2 separate regions of the Homo sapiens genome follow, and region 1 is linked to region 2. A link is an interaction called in ENCODE POLR2A ChIA-PET data of the cell type or tissue named here. Cell type or tissue: CD4-positive, alpha-beta T cell. All regions are shown on one strand.

Region 1 (4,000 bases), 300 kb after region 2:
TGTTCAACGTGGGTTCTCTAGGGTTGAGTTATATTAGCGTGTGTAGTGGTTTGCTCTTTTTATTGCAAACCATTTTTATAGTATTCCCTTACATGAATTAATCCATTCTACTCTTGATGAAAAATTTTTTTTTTATTTTATAAGTTTTAGATATTATAATAAAGCTGCCATGAGCACTTTTACATGTCTTTTGGTGGATATCCATTAATTTTCTTAGGTATGTTCTTACTTGATCTCATTTTGGTTTAAATGTGTTAATATGCCTACAAAGGCAGCCCTTCATAGAGGTAGTATAACACATTCATCACACTAGCAAATAGCAGTAGAAGGCAGATGGGATAAAACACAGAGATTATGAGTGCAATTTTAAGAAAGCTTTTAGTTATAGAAATGTAAAGAAAATGTGGTATAAATAAAAGCAAATGCTCTAGTAAAATGCTATTTATGTAAGCTGGATATTGGCATGCCAGTGGATTCTGATATGAAAAAACTCCCGTAGAATGCTGAATAAAGAAGACATCCTATGAGAGTAGAACCGATGGCTTTTTCAGGCTACAGATATCAACCAGTAACATACTCAACTTATCTCTGTAATTTTGCTTGCATTCTTTCCAGCATATGCTTACTGGCTTATTTGGGGTACAATGTTTACAAACACATATAATATAACACATGCATTCGAAATGGAAAATTAAAGCTATTAATTTATATTATTAATCTAATTTGATACCCTATCACTTTCATATAAGTGATTCCTTAAAAAGGAAAGTTATGTTAGGGAAAAATTCATATGTTTAGTTAATCACATAATTTAACAAAGTCTCAATTAACTGGAATTTTACATTATAATTAATTTGACTCATTGTTAACTAAAGATTAACCAGAAAACTCTATTTCTCACTCATGAACATTTTTAAGTAAGTTATTGTACTTTCACAGTCTCGGTATTTTTGTATAGAAATCCAACATATTCTTTAATGATTTAAGAATGTTTGTGTAGGCCTGGCGCATTGGCTCACACCTGTAATCCCAGCACTTTGGGAGGCCAAGGCTGATGGATCACCTGAGGTCAGGAGTTTGAGACCAACCTCACCAACATGGTGAAACCCCATCTCTGCTAAAAATACAAAAATTAGCTGGGTGTCGTGGCAGGCACCTGTAATCCCAGCTACTTGGGAGGCTGAGGCAGGAGAACTGCTTGAACCCGGGAGGCGGAGGTTGCAGTGAGCCGAGATCAAGTGCCACTGCACTCCAGCCTGGGCAACAGAGTGAAACTCTGTCTCAAAAAAAAAAAAAAAAAGAATGTTTGTGTTATCATTTTAAATATGAATAATTGTTGCCAAAGTGCTGTAGTTGGTCTGGGATGACTCTAGATGTTTCTTTTGAAAATAAATTTCTGTTATGTGTTTTCTTTTTTCTTTTCTTTTCTTTCTTTTTTTTTTTTTAAGACATGGTCTTGCTCTATTGCCCAGTCTGGAGTACAGCCATCATGGTGCCACTCCTGAGTTCAAGGAATCCTCCTGCCTCAGCCTCCTGAGGCACTGGGACTACAGGTACACACCACTACACCTGGCTAATTTTTAAATTTTTTTGAGGAGAGAGGGTCTCACTTTGTTGCCCAGGTTTGTCTTGAAATCCTGGCCTCAAGTAATCTTCCCACCTTGGTCGCCCAAAGTGCTGAGAGGACAGGTGTGAGCCACTGCGCTTGGCCTGCTTTCAGTTTTGTTGCCCTCTGTTCACCACAGAACAGTCAGAGTAACTTTTTTTTTTTTGAGACTGTCTCCCCCTGTTGCCCAGGCTGGAGTACAGTGCCCAGTCTCCGCTCACTGTAACCTCTGCCTCCCAGGTTCAAGCAATTCTCCTGCCTCAACTTCCCAAGTAGGTGGGACTACAGGCGCCCACCACCACGCCCGGCTGATTTTTGTATTTTCAGTGGAGACGGGGTTTTACCATGTTGTCCAGGCTGGTCGGGAACTGCTGACCTCAGGTGATCCACCCACCTTGGCCTCCCAGAGTGCAGGCATTACAGGTGTGAGCCACTGCGTCGGGCCCAGAATAACTAAAACATAATTCAGTGTTATTCTCCTGCTTACAACCCTTACCATTATGCTTGAAAAAAAAAGTCAACTCATTACTATGGCCTGCTAGTCCTAAATGACGTTGCATCTGCTAGCCTCTCCCCCACCATCTGGTGTCATTAAGTTCCAGCTACATGGCCTCCTTTTAATTCTGTGAACATGCCAAGCAAGCCCTTTCTACTTTACCACTTCCCACACGCAGTCTCCTCTGTTTAGGAAACTCCCTACCACCTCACACAATTTACTGCTTCTCAGCATTCTACTCTCCACTTAAATGTAACCTCCTTGCGAAGGCTTTCCCGCCTCACCTAAGAAGCCCACTATCTTCTATTCCCATCTTCTATTTTTTTAAAATATAATTTACCAAAATTATAATTATATGCTTGTTTTATTATCTTCTTTGCTGTGTCAGGAATTGGTTCAACTGCTGAAAAATATACAGTGGCTAAAAATGATAGTTCATTTTTCTCTCATATAAACGAAGTTTAGAGGCAGGTAGATCAAGGTTAGTATGGTAGCTCCATGGTCATAAGAGACCTAGGCTTCTTCCCTCTAGCTATTCCACCAAATTAAGCATATGGCTTCCACCTCACAGTCCAAAATGGTTGCCCCAGTTCCAGCCATCATGCTTGTATTCCATACAGCTGGAGTCAGGAAGGCAAATACAGTTTTTATTCAAAGTAATTGAGATTTTATACACACTGTTAAAAATTGAGGGTTCCTTAGTGAAATTATTGAATCAGGCAAGGATTTTCAATTGATGTTAAAATGACCAGGTAGATGGCTAATGATAAAGGACATTCATAAGGTGCCAAACAAAGCAAAACAAAACCTCTGCACAGATTACTTCTGTCCATGAAAGAACAAAGCTTTACAGTGAAAAAGTCAGGCTGTCATCACCTCAATCCAGGGGTCAGATATTCTGTGTCTCCTGATGTGATGTGATTTGAAGTACACAGTACTACTTGCGACACAATCTTGCCAAAAATGTTCAAATTTGAGTCTAATTGGGCCTTAATTTTGAAATGGGAAAGATTCCCTTGTCCCCCTCTCAGGGCATGCGATAGGAGTGTGGCTCCCCTCTTCAGTGCCCCGCTGCTCAAACCTCTAGGGGAGCACACAGACGCGCAGGCTGTGGGGCTCTGACCCCACGGCAGTGTCTAGGGGTGAATGTTTACAACTGAAGCCCCAGTGGGCGTGTTACGGGTGTTCTTTTAGTTTAGCCATCTGTAGGCGGCTTGTGTTAGTCAGCTCAATTAGACCCCTGCCTTATTGCAAGGACAGAGGGCTTTCTGTATCTCGGGGTTCCTGCCTTGGTGTACCGGAAGAATTGGATCTCATGTGGGTTTGGAGAATGAGTGCAAGGTTTTATTGAGTGGAAGTAGCTCTCAGCAGATGGAGGAGCCAGAAGGCAGATGGTTTTCCGCTGGAAGTCGGGCTGCTTGGCGGCCCGACTCTTCTCTGACAGCCCTGGCCAAACTCTGTTCTGCCGGTCAATGACCTGCCGGCGTGCCAGTGCCTGTCCGTGTGCTCTTGACGTGCTCTTGACGTGCTCTTGATGTCCTCTCGAAATCCAACCGCTTGTGTGTTCCTCCGCCAATGTGCTTCTCTCAACGTCCAGCCGTTTTTGTGTGTTTGCCTTGCTAGGGTCTCGGGTTTTTATAGGCACAGGATGGGGGCGTGGCAGGCCAAGGGGGTCTTGGGAAATGCAACATTTGGGCGCCAAGGCAGGAGTGCCTGTCGTCACCTAGGTCTATGGGCACAGGACCGGGGGTGGAGCCCTCGCCAGGGACCCACCTTTCTCCTCCCAGCACTTCCCTGCCCCTCTTCTGTATCAATTTGTCATAACATAATTTCAGCTTTACAGAAATCACAAGGGGAAGAGAAACAAGCTAACTGGTACCTTGACGAAGCAATCAAAC
Region 2 (4,000 bases):
TATTTCACTTAGCGTAATGTCTTTAAGGTTTTTTCATGCTATAGCATGTGTCAGTTTCCTTCCTTATTAAGGCTGAATAATATTCCATTATTTATATATGCCAAATTTTGTTCATCCATTCATCATTGATGAACACTTGAGTTGCCTCCATTTTTTGGCCCTTGTAAACAATGTTGCTATGAACATGAGTGTACAAATGTCTGTTTGAATCCCTGCTTATTGCTCTTTGGTAGAACTATGATTTGTTTAGACCTATATTATCGGTTTTCTTATTTAAAACACTATAATGTGTTCCTTGTCTTATTATTTTCTTGTTCAATAGCTTGTTTTGGGTGCCATTTCCTCTATTTTAGTATAGCTTTTCCATATAAACCTGTCTTCTTTCTTTAAGATCATAGAGCAGGTATTGAAAATATGAGGAATTTGAGGAATAAAGTATTAAGGGCTTAAGATCTCTGGTAGAAGATGTACAACTTTAGGGTTTATGCATATCTCTCCCACCCACCTCCCACCCTAATCACTTTTTTTGCTTTTTTCCTATGTCCAAGTTTCCACATCATATCTTGTGTGTGTGTGTGTGTGTGTGTGTGTGTGTGTGTGTGTGTGTATGTGTGTGTGACAGAGTCTTGCTCTGTTGCCTAGGCTGGAGTGTAGTGGCGCAATCTTGGCTCACTACAACCTCCGCCTCCTGGGTTCAAGCAATTCTTCTGCCTTAGCCTCCCAAGTAGCTGGGATTACAGGCGCCTGCCACCATGCCTGGCTAATTTTTTGTATTTTTAATAGAGACAGGGTGTCACCATGTTGGCCAGGCTGGTCTTGAACTCCTGACCTCAGGTGATCCAGCTGCCTCAGCCTCCCAAAGTGTTGGGATTACAGGCTTGAGCCATCACGCCTGGCCTCCATGTCGTATTCTTAGAATATCATGGTAATCTACTGGCTTAGTAATCAGTTACTATAATACAATAGAGTTAAAAAATTAATTTTAGTGCCCATGATAGTTTAAGAACTTTACATAAAGATAAGAGAGCTTAATTTTAATTGGAAAAAACAATTTGCTGATATTATTTAGTCTTCACAGCTGGTATTAAGCTATATATCTGTTTTTAACACCAGACTTTCTCATGCTCTGGAGCTGGCCTATTCAATACAGTAGCCACTAGCCGCATGTGGCTATTTAAATTAAAATTAATTACAATTAAATTAAAATTTCAGTTTCCCAGTTGCACTAGCTACATTTCAGGTACTCAGTAGCTGCATATAGCTAATGATCACCGTATTGGGCAGCTCTCATATAGAAATTTGATCTGATTATTCAGCTTCAAAGTGTGAATATTTTATTCTTTTTTCCATCTTGACAGTCTTTCTCTTTTTTAGCCTTCAAAAGCCTATGAAATTTATTCTGTATCCTTAGGGAAGCCCAACCTGTTTATAAAACATTTTGAGAATGCTTAGCTTCTAAGAGTTAAATTAAGGTGTGAGATTTAGTAGAAATCGTGTGTGTTACAAGAGTAAAGGGAAAATTTTCATTGATTTGTGTTGAGATTGTGCTAAAGGACGAGCTCCTAAAGATAGTACAAGTAAAAAACAAGTGGCTCTGGCTTAGAAAAGGGAAGTATATCTATTTAGTCTAAACTGAAGGCAGAGAAAGATACGGCAGTTGAATTAAGGAACTCTTTGGTGAGTCATAGTCATTACCTTTGATAATAATTATGCTGTTTTGTGTTCTGATAGGTTCAGAAACTGTGTAGGTCAACAATTTTGGTAGTGTTAAATTTTAAAATTGATGTTACTATACCTGAAAAGTTAATTATGTTATATATGCTATGAATTTATGATTAGAACGTAATTCTTAATTGTTCTTACAAGGCCTGTCAAGTATTATTTGCTAGAAAAAAATTCTTGAGTTTAAACCCACTAAGTTTTATTCCATCCACCCAAAACTCTGACTTCCTAATCACAGCTAGGAATTATACATTTCTGGTAATTTAGTTTTAACCATTTTATTATCCTAATAATTCTGTGTTTACAAGATATAGAACTTTCTGCATTGATGGAAGTGTATTTAAATTGTATAGTAGTAGAAAATATAGCATTACAGTTTGATAAAATAAACACGTAAAGCATAAATCAGAGCCTTATAAGTTTCATGATCAAAGAGCTAGTTTGTAATTTTGTGACTATATTGTCCTCACTAGTAGTTCAGTAATTGGCCCAGGAGATGCATCTAAGTTAGACAAGGCAGTGCTGTCTATTTTGTAGGCACTTTGCATTTGTTAGCTGTAAGAATACAGTGATACTAGCAGTTGGTTTGCAGCATTAGAGATGTAGGTGAAGGTGGAGATTAAAATGCATGTTAAATTGTTAATGCTGACTGGAAGGAAAAGATTGTTTTGCATTTTAATATTTTTAATTTATATAAAGCTTTTTAAAAGTTACACAATAAAGAATTACCCCCTTTATTCCATTTGGTTACGTGTGTACTCATGTATATATTTTTTAAGTTTGCCTCTGGTAACTTTGCTCTGTTAGAAACAAATCAAATATTTATTAGATTATGTTATAAATGTTGAACTGGGCCACAAAAGTGGGTTTCTTTTATTAAGCTTGATAGGATGAAGATGTGAGAATGAATTGTAAGCTTGAAGTAAAAATTGCTTAAATTTTTTTTCCAAGAAGAAAGGCTGTGTTGTTTGGTAATAGTCAGGGACTGACTGAGCATTTTGGCTGTATTCCGAATTCTGCCACTGACTCACTGTGTTTTTTGGCAAGTAACTTATCCTCACTGAAACAAGTTCTTGATTCTTTACTTCTCTGTGTGTAAAGTTAGCATAATAATATTGTGCTAACCTCAGATGGGTTGTGTAATGGTTTCCCACTTTAGAACTTTCCAGCATAAAAATAGTATGGATTTTCAGTGCCTTGCTTTTTAAAATAATTATTTCTAAATTGTTGTTTATTAGGTAAGTATGTTGGACAATTTAAATGCAAAACAAAACTCTTACTATACTTTTCAAAATATAGCAAACCTCATAAAGTTTTAGTTATATATAACATTTTAAGGACCATACCCTATAAAGTATGAATAACTATTTTATTCATTTATTTTAGTGTCAGAAAAAAGAGGAATTTATTGAAAGAATTCAAGGTTTAGATTTTGATACAAAAGCAGCGGTTGCCGCACATATTCAAGAGGTAATGACATATATACAATTTTACGTGCTATTTATGAAGCTTGTGGTGTGTTTATTTGTCTATCTCCTAAAATACTTCAAAGTCATAGAATAAGCAAGAACAAATCAACAAATATAGATGGACCCTGCTTTTATACAAATTGTCTTCTCTTTAGAGATAGTTTCTTACACTTGGCACACTGTTAACTACAAATATACTCTTGCCTTTATTCTATAGTGACATAGGCAGAAAGTGTTATTTGAGGAATGAGGTATATGTCTTTGTTAGAATGGATTACAAAGCAGTAAATGGAAACAGCAGAAAGTGGAACACTGCTTGTAATTCAAAACGATAGTGAGGTAAGATGACAAGCTTAGTATTATTCCATTGATTTTCTTTTGAAAGAATAGATGCATAATTTTTATTAAAGATATTACTTGAATTATAAACACATTAATGATTTGTAGCATTCATATAAAAACTTAAGTCTAGGGCATATTGTGCAGTGTCAAATAATTGAAATTAAAATTTGTTAAGATTCATTTTAAAAGCTGCTGTTTCTATGTCTGTCTATTCTTGGGCTTTTAATCTTATAAAGACACTTTAGAATTAGTATGTTAAATTTTACATGTTGATTAGAAAAGGGAAAAGAAAATTTTTTATAGTGAAAATTGGTAGTATTTAAAATATTCTTTGTTCAAAAGACTTTTGTGTTCCATAGGACATCTTTTCTCTTATTTAGCATTTGTAAAGCCCAGATTTCTTATCAGTAACATTATTATCAACAATAAGCATATTAGTACTTTACAAGATGTAGTTTTATAGGTAG

Evidence for each region. ChIA-PET counts read pairs that join two places held together with the same protein. Peaks named below come from ENCODE experiments on the same cell type or tissue, not always from the same donor. Only the 100,000 strongest peaks of a DNase experiment are listed, where the experiment ranks them.
Region 1: POLR2A ChIA-PET joins it to region 2 with 5 read pairs; 2 of 35 experiments call an interaction of 5 or more read pairs at or near these places.

What each region holds. Positions count from the first base shown.
Region 1 is chr2:55,061,650-55,065,649 of GRCh38, reverse strand. It overlaps a transcript of RTN4 not described here. Among named protein-coding and RNA genes, the nearest start is that of RTN4, 13 kb to the right of the region's middle. In CD4-positive, alpha-beta T cell, no CTCF peak of the experiment used is centred here; a DNase peak (open chromatin) is centred at 2,229.
Region 2 is chr2:55,363,142-55,367,141 of GRCh38, reverse strand. It overlaps CCDC88A (coiled-coil domain containing 88A), which reads left to right. Exons shown (of 33, transcript NM_001365480.1): 6 at 3,109-3,192. Among named protein-coding and RNA genes, the nearest start is that of CCDC88A, 55 kb to the left of the region's middle. In CD4-positive, alpha-beta T cell, no CTCF peak of the experiment used is centred here; no DNase peak of the experiment used is centred here.